Linked DNA regions of Homo sapiens: region 2 is linked to region 1. Evidence: chromatin loops called from intact Hi-C (ENCODE). Cell type or tissue: PC-3. All regions are shown on one strand. Each heading gives the region's core, and the rest is flanking DNA. Links, peaks and the distances in the headings are about the cores only. Region 1 overlaps VGLL3 (vestigial like family member 3). Region 2 has its middle 130 kb from the start of VGLL3.

Region 1 (5,392 bases), core at 337-5,336:
AAAAAAAAAGACACCCACCACAACAACAAAACAGAAAAACAACAGCAACAAAAAACCTTTGCATATGGGTAAGTGAGAAGTCTTGGTCAAGGAAGAGGATGAGAATATGATTTTCCTTAAAAACTTGAAGATTCTAAACAGTCTTAGTTCGTTTGGGCTGCTATACCAAAATATCATAAACTAGATAGCTTATCAATAACCAAATCTTATTTACCAGAGTTCTGAAGGCTGGGAAATCTAAGATCAAGTTTTCTGGTTCACAGAGAGTGCCTTCTACTGTGTGATCACCTGAGATCTCTCTCAGATCTCTTTTATAAGGGCATTGATTTACATTCATGAAAGCTCTGCCCTCATGACCTAATCACCTCCCAAAGGGCCAGCCTTCTAATACCAGTACCTGGGGGCTAAGATTTCAACATATGAATTTGGGAGAGATGTAGTGATTCAGATCATAGCACTGACTGTACATAAGAAGGCATTATGACTCATTTTCTAACTGAGATTCAGGGAGGCAGCAGCTTCACAGATCTACCTCTTGTAAAATGCTATAGAAATAAGAAAATAGAAATGGCAACATGGTAGGTCTGAGCATGAACAGCCTAGAGACTCCCCCCTCTTTAGTTTACCTCAAACCCTGTTTTATCCCCCCCAAAAAATCTTAAAGCTCGCCTATGTTCCCCATAATTGATATAGGAGACAGTTCAGTGAGAATTCTGGGGTCCTGTCAGTATTAGCTGTGATGTGGGTATCCCACAGCAGAAGAAATAGCATGGGCCACCCCAGATGAGCGTCTTGCAGGGATCACAAACACTGGGAACTGAATTCAAATAGGCCATGTTGAGTAGGCCATTATTAGAAAGAACATTAGAAAGAATATTGTATAGAGAATGCCTGGAGAAACAGATTAGAGGAGGAGGGTATATTGGAAACAGCAGTCCAGGATAAGAATGAAAAGACAGAACCAAAAAGCAGACAACAACTTATCAACTGGACAGTTTTTAACTTGGACGTGAATAACTTTCTAGGAACAGAGGCAACCCCAAGGAAAAAAATGAGGAAAGAATCTGAGAAGACCTTTCAACTCAAATGGGATTTTGTTTTAAACTGAGAATAACGGAGCTGCCAGTGGATTGAACTAAGAATAAACATAATTGATGAGGGTAAGTCTTCTACCATTAGATAGAAATAATAAATAAACATTGGGTAACAAAAAACGTTACACTAATATACAGCTGAGTTTTAGGTACTGTTTGTTTGTCAGAGTCATAACCCACTAAATAAACATGCTCTACTTCTGAGAAAGTATAGTCATTTAACAACACCACTGATCATGGCTCTTTTAAGTAAGTTGAATATGCTTTCAATTAATTTTATTGCGGGAGATAAAAGAGGTAACCATACAATGGGAAACATGCTGTTGATTAAAAAAAGAGAACATAAATAGGAACATAAAGCCTGAAAGTGTGTGTAGAAACTTTGAAGACCTAAAAGTAAAGATAGCATTTGTATGGGTAAGTGTAAACTTTTCATTTCATACATATTAAAAGTCAAGAAGCCATGTGGATTAGAATGCTTACTATTAGACTATAAGAACCTGGTAACATTTCTATATTTAAAAAATAGATCTCCCCTTTCATCCATCCTTTAATAAAGATAAGAAATACTTATTACAAAGTTAAATACATACAACACTGTGTCAGATGCTACATCAAAATATCCAAACTTCACCAGCAAATTGACAGCTAACACTGACACATTGACATATGATCACAAAAAGGTGCGAGAGACAGTCATACTATTTTCTATTACTTTATGAAATTATCACTGTTAATGATCATACAATTGCATTTGTTTGTCTGAGCCCTGAGGCAATCACTTTAAATACTAGTGAAGAATTTCTAAATAAGATCTGTGTAGGGGTAGGACCTTAACACTTGCAAGAGAAAAATGTAAGAGAGAAGGCTACTCAATCTGAGAACTGTGATTTCATTTCAGGTGAATATCAAGATTAATATATAGGCGCTACATTTTAAAACATTTTTAAAACTCTTAAAACATCATGGAATTCTTGCTTAAAAATCAAGTTACATAGTGTTTAGAAAGTAAAAAGCCTACATAATATCACCTATCATCAGACAATTTGCTAAGTGTACCCAATCTACATATATACACATACCACTTGCCTATTTCATCAGCAGTATTATCTTGGAAAACCATTCCAGGTCTGTATGTGTAGCTCGACCCCATCCTTTTGGAGGGCTGCACAATATTTATTCTATAGTATACTATTACCCAATTCTCTATAGATGTACATCTTTTAGATAGACACACACACACACACACACGGGTGTACAAAGTTGCTGTTACTTGTGTGAATATTTACGAGTTACATTTCTTAGAAAAATATACATGTGTATAATTGCTGAATCCAAGCATATGAACATTTACATTTACATATTTAATTGTGGTGGCTAAATGTGTTTAGGAAGTTTGTACCCATATTTATATATTTTTCCTATTTATGATCAATATTATAGATTAAAAGTATCTAGTTGTTTCAATGTTAGTTTCTTTCACTGTTAGTGAGGCTGGATATTGTCCGATTATGGCATTTATTCCTCTGTGTTTTAACTCTGGCCACATGTTTATGCTTTTTAAAAAGTAATTTTCTAGTTGATTTTTAAATGCTTTTTGTATACTAGCATTTAGTATACTTTTAGGTATACTAGCATTTCTTCCCATGTATTACAAATACTTTTGCTAGTTTGATGACTTCTCTCCATATTTAATATGCAAATTTTGAACAATAATTCTTTTTAAAGTAATCACAAATAAGGTGTATTTTCTTAAACCAGACCAAAGATTAAATTTATTATATTTTAAGTGCAATTATTCTCTTATAATTACAATTCTTGCACACTAAAATCATTACAAAAGATACCTAGCATGGCAGCATAATAATTTTCTGGCAAAGGAGGTTTTCTGTTTATAGAGGTATTTTCTCCAGGCACATTTAGAATTCACTTAAAATCTCCACGTAGTAGTATTGTCAGAAACAATGAGGTTAAAAACTGTCTGAACTTGTCAAAATGTCTTTAAGCTCAGATTCAAAATAGGGCAGAAATGTAAAACCCACTGAAGCTGATGTTACTAGAAAACCATAATCCACTATGTTATTTTAAGAAGTACAGCACCTGCTCACCTGAGGGAAACATTGCAGGTGAGAAAAGTTCAGCCACCCAGGTGTTTCTACTTGCTGGTGTTTCCCAGACCCAGACAGCAAGCCACTTTATTCTGTTTGCTCTCTCAGTACCCACCTCCCTCCAAAAACCACAAACTCTCCTGTGCACAGAATCTCTAGCCTTTGCCTTTAGCGACATCCACTTCCTCAGACATGTGCATATTAAAATGCATAGCTGGAGGGTAAATTGGCAAGTACTTAAAGCATCAGGATATAAAGTTACAAATCTGAACCAGTTGTTTAAAAACTGACCTTGTGGACATATATAAAAAACATGAATCATAGAGTTAGGTAGTTTTTTTTATCATAGTGGCAATTTACCAGTCTCAAAATTTGAATGTCAAGGTGGCCAATAACCTCTTGGGTGATAGAAGCTGGGGACTATATGGAACGATATGGAATTTAGACACTGCTTACCAATTCGGTGACTTCAATTTCAAAAGCAGATATAAAGAAACTTTGAAGCCGGAGACAAAGAATAAAGGAAAGGAAGAAGGGAGTGGGGAAAATGAAATGGAATACTCTTTGTAATTTCTTCTACAGGCTTTCTCCCAGAACTGGAGAGGAGCAAAACCAAAAAAAAAAAAGCTTGGATCACTTATTGTAACCAAAACCACAAGTTATAATAGTCTCAAGAGATTCTAACTATCCAGACATCTGTTGGATAACAAATGTAGCCAAACATGCATCTTTAAAGAGGTTTCTAGGTTATGCAGTGACAGCTTTACAGTCCAGAAAACAGATAATCCAATCAAAGAAAGAGCTAATCTGGATCCATTTCCTACCCAAAAAAAAAGTAATTAAGGACATAACACCAACATAGGAAACATGATACCTAGGAGTATGACTTATAACATTTACTACTCCAAAATTTTCAAAAGACGCTTAGAAACTGCTGAAATATACTTGCATTTTAATGCCTATTTGATATAAGTAATCAATCTCTCTATTAATGCAAGATATATTGGAAAGCATTCCATTAGAATGAGATATGTTGCATATATATCAATTCTTGCATTGACATCAGAAACTTTTCATCTCTCTCTCTCTCTCTTTTTTTTTTTTTTTTTTTTGAGACGAAGTCTCACTCTGTCACCCAGGCTGGAGGCTGGAGTGCAATGGTACCATCTCGGCTCACTGCAACCTCTGCCTCCTGGGTTCAAGCGATTCTCATGCCTCAGCCTCCCCAGTAGCTGGAATTACAGGTGTGTGCCACCCCGCCTGGCTAATTTTTTGTATTTTTAGTACAGACGGAGTTTCACCATGTTGTCCAGGCTGGTCTCAAACTCCTGACCTCAGGTGATCCACCCACCTTGGCCTCCCAAAGTGTTGGGATTACAGGTGTGAACCACCGTGCCTGGCCTCATCTCACTTTTATGTGACATGAACAGAAGCTCGCTCTCTGACATTTTCCAAAAGAGACTGTCCAATTCAAGTAAACATAAATAGGGCTTCAATGATTATGAAGATGCTAAGCATCACCTAATAGTGCTCAAGTAGACCAGGCATGAAAATAAACACTATAACACATACTTGTGTTAAAAAAATTATGAATTAAGTCCCCAGCATATCAGACTGTAACCCAAAAATAAAAAATACCTAGCATATTTTGCTTCTCATCAGTCCTTTTTGCCAAGAAATTCAGAACATGTTGCCTGCAGACAACTGTTTGTGAAACCTTATATTACTGATAAAGAGAACAAGAAAAGAATAGTTAGGCAGCCTGAAAGGGAATAAACAGTATCTGTAAATTCCTCAGGCCATATAGAATTTTTCTATATAATCTTTGCAGACTGTTCGAAAACGGATATAAAATTGTCAGGGAACAAGTTCTGAAACAGATTTCTTCATTTGAGCTGTTCCTTTAGATGCACCCCTATATGACAGATGAGAAACAGCAAAGCTGAAAGTATTATTTGCTGATAAGAACCTGACCACTGAAACAGGCTTTCCAATGCTTTGTGTCGTTCTCTATTGAGAGTCATATCAGGACAACCTGCGAGTTATGGCTTCCTTCTATAGTGAGTGAGCACATCAGTTTCTTTTGGGAAGACAAGTTTTACTTTGAAAAAGTCTCCACCTTCCAACCGCAGCTAGTTGATGACAACTCCTTTAAGAAAACTCTCAAAAGATGATGGCATTGCCTAATCT
Region 2 (5,392 bases), core at 119-5,118, 89 kb before region 1:
AGAAATTTTTCTAAGCAGCAAAGCATTCAAGAGGTGACTTGGGTGCTGTTAAATGCATTCCATTTTGTAAGGGAAGCAGAGCACAAAAGTTTGGAAAATTTGCATCCTGACAATATGATAGAAAAGAAAAAACCCATTTTCTGAGGAGAAATTCAAGCCAGCTGCAGAAATTTGCATAACTAATGAGGAGCTAAATGTTAATCACCAAGACAGTGGGGAAAATGTCTCAGGGCACATCAGAGGTCTTCATAGCAGCCCCTCTCATTACAGATCTGGAGGCCTAGGAGAAAATGGTTTCATGAGCTGAGCCCAGGGTCCCCAGGCTATGTACAACCTAAGGACATGGTGCCATGTGTCACAGCTCCTCCAACTGTGGCTGAAAGGGGCCAACGTAGAGCTCGAGTTGTGACTTCAGAGGGTGCAAGCCTCAAGCCTTGGCAGCTTCCATGTGCTATTGAGACTGCAAGTACACAGAAGTAAAGAATTGGGGTTTGAGAACCTCTGCCTAGATTTCAGAAGATGTAGGAAAATACCTGGATGTCCAGGCAGAAGTTTGCTGCAGGAGTGGGGTGCTCAAGGAGAACCTCTGCTAGGGCAGTGTAGAAAGGAAATGTGGGGTCAAAGCCCCCACACAGAGACCCTACTGGGGCACCACCTAGTGGAGCTATGAGAAGAGGGCCACTGTCTTCCAGACCCCAGAATGGTAGATCCACCAACAGCTTTCAACATTCATCTGGAAAAGCCACAGGCACTCAATACCAGCCTGTGAAAGCAGCTGGGAGGGACGCTGTGCCCTACAAACCCGCAGTGGTGGAGCTGTCCAAGACCATGGGAACCCATCTCTTGCATCAACATGACCTGGATGTGAGACCCGAAGTCAAAGGAGATCATTTTGGAGCTTTAAAATTTGACTGCCCCACTGGATTTTGGACTTGCATGGGCTCTGTAACCCTTGTGTTTTGGCCAATTTCTCCCATTTGCAATGACTGTATTTACCCAATACCTGTACCCCAATTGTATCTAGGAAGTTACCAGTTTGCTTTTATTTTACAGGCCCATAGGCAGAAGGGACTTGCCTTGTCTCAGATGAGACTTTGGATTGTGGACTTTTTAGTTAATGTTGAAATGAGTCAAGATTTTGCAGAACTATTGGGAAGGCATGATTGGTTTTGCAATGTGAGGACAAGAGATTTGGAGGGGCCAGAGGCAGAATGATATGGTTTGGCTCTATCCCCATCCAAATCTCATCTTGAATTATACCTCCAGAATTCCCAAGTGTTGTGGGAAGAGCCCAGTGGGAAATAATTTGAATCATGGGGTCAGCTTCCCCCATTCTGCTCTCTGGGCAGTGATTAAGTCTCACAAGATCTGATGGTTTTATCAGAGTTTTCTGCTTTTGCATCTTCCTCATTTTCTCTTGCCACCACCATGTAAGAAGTGCCTTCTACCTCCTGCAATGATTCTGAGGCCTGCCAAGCCATGCGGCACTGTAAGTCCCATTAAACCTCTTTTCCTTCCCAGTCTTGGGTATGCCTTTATCAGCAGTGTGAAAACAGACTAATATAGTACTGTAGCTCATTACTGAGTTTCACTGAAGCAGAAGTGGCCCCTAGGTTGGCTAGAGGATGAAGCTGTGGGGGCCATCTTGGACCCTGGGTCTACTGAAGCATGGGACTACAGTGGCTAACTTGGAGCCTGGGGCCAAGGGGACCACTGTGATGACTGATGGTAAAGAAGTTGGCCTGACACTGTAATGAGCCTGGAGTCTGGGGCCAAAGGAGCCAGCCTAATGCTGGTGACAGACTGGGATGTTTATTTCTGTTGTTGAGTTGTAACAGTTCTTTACATGTTCTGGCTATTACATCCTCATCTGATATATAATTTGCAAATATTTTAATCCATCCTGTGGGTATTTTCACTCTCTTGGTAGTATTCTTTGATGCGCAAACTTTTTTTTTATTTTGGTGAAGAAAAACAATGTATTTAATTAATTTTTCTTTTGTTGCCTTGCTTTTAGTGACATATTTAAGAAACTATTGGTCAAATCTCTGGTCATGAAGATTTTCTCCCATGCTTTCTACTAACATCTTTATAGTTTTAGCTCTTAAATTTAGGTATGCTCTATTTTAAATTAAGTTTTGTACCTGGTGTGGGGTCCTGTGTTCTCAATACTGAATATGTTTTGTATTCATGGCCCCAAGTGAAAATTTATGATTAGCTGAGTTAGATTCACACTTCATCCTACTACCATCTCTCAGCCCCGGTGAATTTCCAGGAAAGTAGGTATGAAGGATACATGGCTTCTTATATATCTATGTCTGTATGTATCTATATATCATATCATATATATATCCTATCAGTGGTCACCAGGGATTGAGGGGAAGAGGGGACGGAAGTATGTATAGGCAGAGCACAGAGCATTTCTAGAGCAGTCAAAACATTCTCTATGACTAGGATAGTGGATATCATTGTACATTTGTTTTGCTGAAAGATCGAGTGAGATGAGAGCTAAAAATTTTCTTTAAATGCTATAGCATGAAATCACCGTGGACCTCACCAAGAGCTCTTGTGTTGAAGATACTCAATTAGAAAAAGTTGGGGAGTGAATAAGTAGTGCAGAAATGGAAAGAAAATGTATAGACAACACTTTCAAGATAATAAGGGGAAAAAGAAAGCAAATTATGAAAGGAGTAATTTTTGTTTTCTTTAAAGATGAGATTAGAAAGAAGGAATAATCTAAGTTTATTTTAAAAGTCAAAAGTATAAGAAACCACAGTACAGATAGTGAAAGGACTAGAACCAGAAAAAAAAGAAAAGGATGGGTATATTTATATATACTTTTGTAGGTTTAGTGTCAGAAAATTGAGAGTTCCTATCCAATTACTTGCATTTTCTCAGGAAAGTAAGAAGCAATGTCTTCTGCTAATAGTGTATGTGAGTGTGAAAGCTGGTAGGAAGGAGTTTCGATAAGATGATGACCATTGCACAAAACAGACAAAATATCTTCCTTGGTATAATTTACAAATATATTTATTGAAACAATGAACAAGAGATTTTACATTGTATGACAAAAAAAGTGAAAATAGGAAAGAGTAATGCATCTATAATGAAAGAGTCATAGGGCTGGAATTTCTGATTATGGGGATGAAAGTTTCTAGTGGGAATAGCGAGAAAGGAATTTGAGTGAAGAGGAATGCCATTAAATCTCTGCCAAATTCTTCAGAGAGTAGGGGACAGAGGGGAAGGACTGACCGAAGTATCAGGAGAAGAGAAAATAGATAAGAAGAGGTAAAAGGTAATTGAAGATAATGGTGTAAATCTTAATGATGTAGGAAGTTTTATTAAACTCATCATAAATACAATGATTATGTAATAATCATCATGGAGCTGCAATGGAAAGGAAAAAAATGACACAATTCTGCCTCCTGACCATCAGGGAAATAAGCTCAAAAGGAAAAGATGCAGAGGAAGTGGCATCCTCAAAGAGGAGGAAAGTGTAAGCTGGGGGAATGCAAGAAAAGTAGCTGGCACATGATTTGTGACTCTTCATTAAATTGAGTCCCAATGATTTCTTGGACAAAAATGAATATTGAGTCAGTGCACAGAGGACATATTTCAACCTGCTTGAGATGGCACTTGGCAAGCAATAGAGGTTCTATCAAAGACTAACTCGGCTGGCACTACATCAGCATATGGTCCATTAGGCTGTGTGAAAATTGACAAAATGGAGTCATGCAAATGAGGGCCACACAGCCATCTTTCCTTGCTCTGCTACTCTGCTAACATAGCAATATTCTAATTAGGTGGCTTCTCATACAGGTTTCTTACAGAGAGGGAATATGCTTGGAAAACAAATATGAATGTCTAACCTTCATATAATTGTATTTCTTACTAGAAATTAATGAATTCATATATATATATATATATATATATATATATATATATATAGGTTTTATACATTTTTTTCGTGAACATTGTGAGGGTAAATCAGAAACCTCAGGGGATCAATTCTGGAACACTGGAAGATTCAGACACAGCCAGAGTTTTAGCCAACTCTGGATTTACTTTTATTACTGAAAACAAGTCTATTAACACTGAATGTATCTATAGCCTGAGAGCCTCTATAATAATGGAGCCTGAGAGCCTCCATTGCCCTGAAAATAAACTATAGCTTCTATGTGTGTCTTGCCTACAAATCCATGTTTGGAAGACAGAAATGATGTCTTATTTGCTTTATATCTGCAGTATCTAGAGCAGTGCCTAGTATGTGTGAAACAAATATGTAATAGTTTTTGAAATGAATTGAATAGTTACTCCAACGGTGACATTGCAGGAAAAGAAAGATCTTTTCCACTGAACAAGATTATAATATTCATAGGCATCTAACAATTACTTTCTTTGAGATCTAAAGAGCAGGTTTCTTATGTGGCAGAATGCACTATGTGGAAGGACTATGTGGCATGTTCTTTTGTCTAACAGGTCTCTGTGGCAGGTTGTACTAAGTGGCTGATATATACAACATGTTGAACTATATGACAGATCATGTCATTATTCATTTTGCAGAATGGGGTCTTTAGATTTTTGAAACAGCTTGTCTTCTTGCCCCTTTAAATGGTGTGGTATGGGTGGGCACCATGACAATTTGCCCAGCTATTTCAATGGATATCCTAAAACTTTTTTTAAAGGTTTAAATGGCAGGTTTAACACAGGTTTTGTTTATATGTGTCTGATCTTATGTAGTATGTGCTTAGAACAGAATACTTAACACATAAATGATTTTGATACTCAAGCTGCAAGCATTAAATAATTCTGTCCAATATTTTGGAGATTTCTCATCCGTATTATAGCAAATGAGCACTTTCCAAGGCAAGAAATTTAGTAGCGACCTTTTTAGATCAAAATACAAAATACTTTTTTTTTTCTGACTGCAAGTAAACTATGAAGAACATACAGTTTTTTCTAAAGCTAATTTATAGGTTATTGAATTTTTCTTAGTGTTTACTTCCATTGTTTATTTTAGCAAGTAAGTTTTAATAAGATGAAGAGAAATGCAAGAGTCAGGAAATTGGGCAGATAACTAAAATTATCTTCCTAAGACATAAGGCAATTGCTGACATTTGCCTTCCTCAAGGGCCAAACAGCCAACCAACAGTGTCCTTGGGAGCAGAGCTGAGTTTCTAAACCTACGGCTAGAAACATGGAGATCCAAATCCATATATGGAGATACTTCACAGAAGGAAAAAAAGCAGAAATAAACTCTTGGGAAAGAAAGAATCAGACCCACTTGGACAAAACAAAGAACTTGGTCAATCAGACAAGAATTGTGAGCCCCTCACACTTTGTGCCCAAATCTGAGCTACCATAAGATGCAGAGTTATAGAAGAAAAAAAAA

Evidence for each region. Peaks named below come from ENCODE experiments on the same cell type or tissue, not always from the same donor. Only the 100,000 strongest peaks of a DNase experiment are listed, where the experiment ranks them.
Region 2: it touches region 1 in a loop (8-fold over the local background); 1 of 110 quality-filtered maps calls a loop at or near these places.

Annotation. Positions count from the first base shown.
Region 1 is chr3:86,951,087-86,956,478 of GRCh38, forward strand. The region is part of intron 3 of VGLL3 (vestigial like family member 3); the gene reads right to left. Among named protein-coding and RNA genes, the nearest start is that of VGLL3, 37 kb to the right of the region's middle. In PC-3, for the core only: no CTCF peak of the experiment used is centred there; DNase peaks (open chromatin) are centred at 445 and 3,395; H3K27ac peaks cover 1,548 bases.
Region 2 is chr3:86,862,547-86,867,938 of GRCh38, forward strand. No RefSeq gene overlaps it. Among named protein-coding and RNA genes, the nearest start is that of VGLL3, 130 kb to the right of the region's middle. In PC-3, for the core only: no CTCF peak of the experiment used is centred there; no DNase peak of the experiment used is centred there.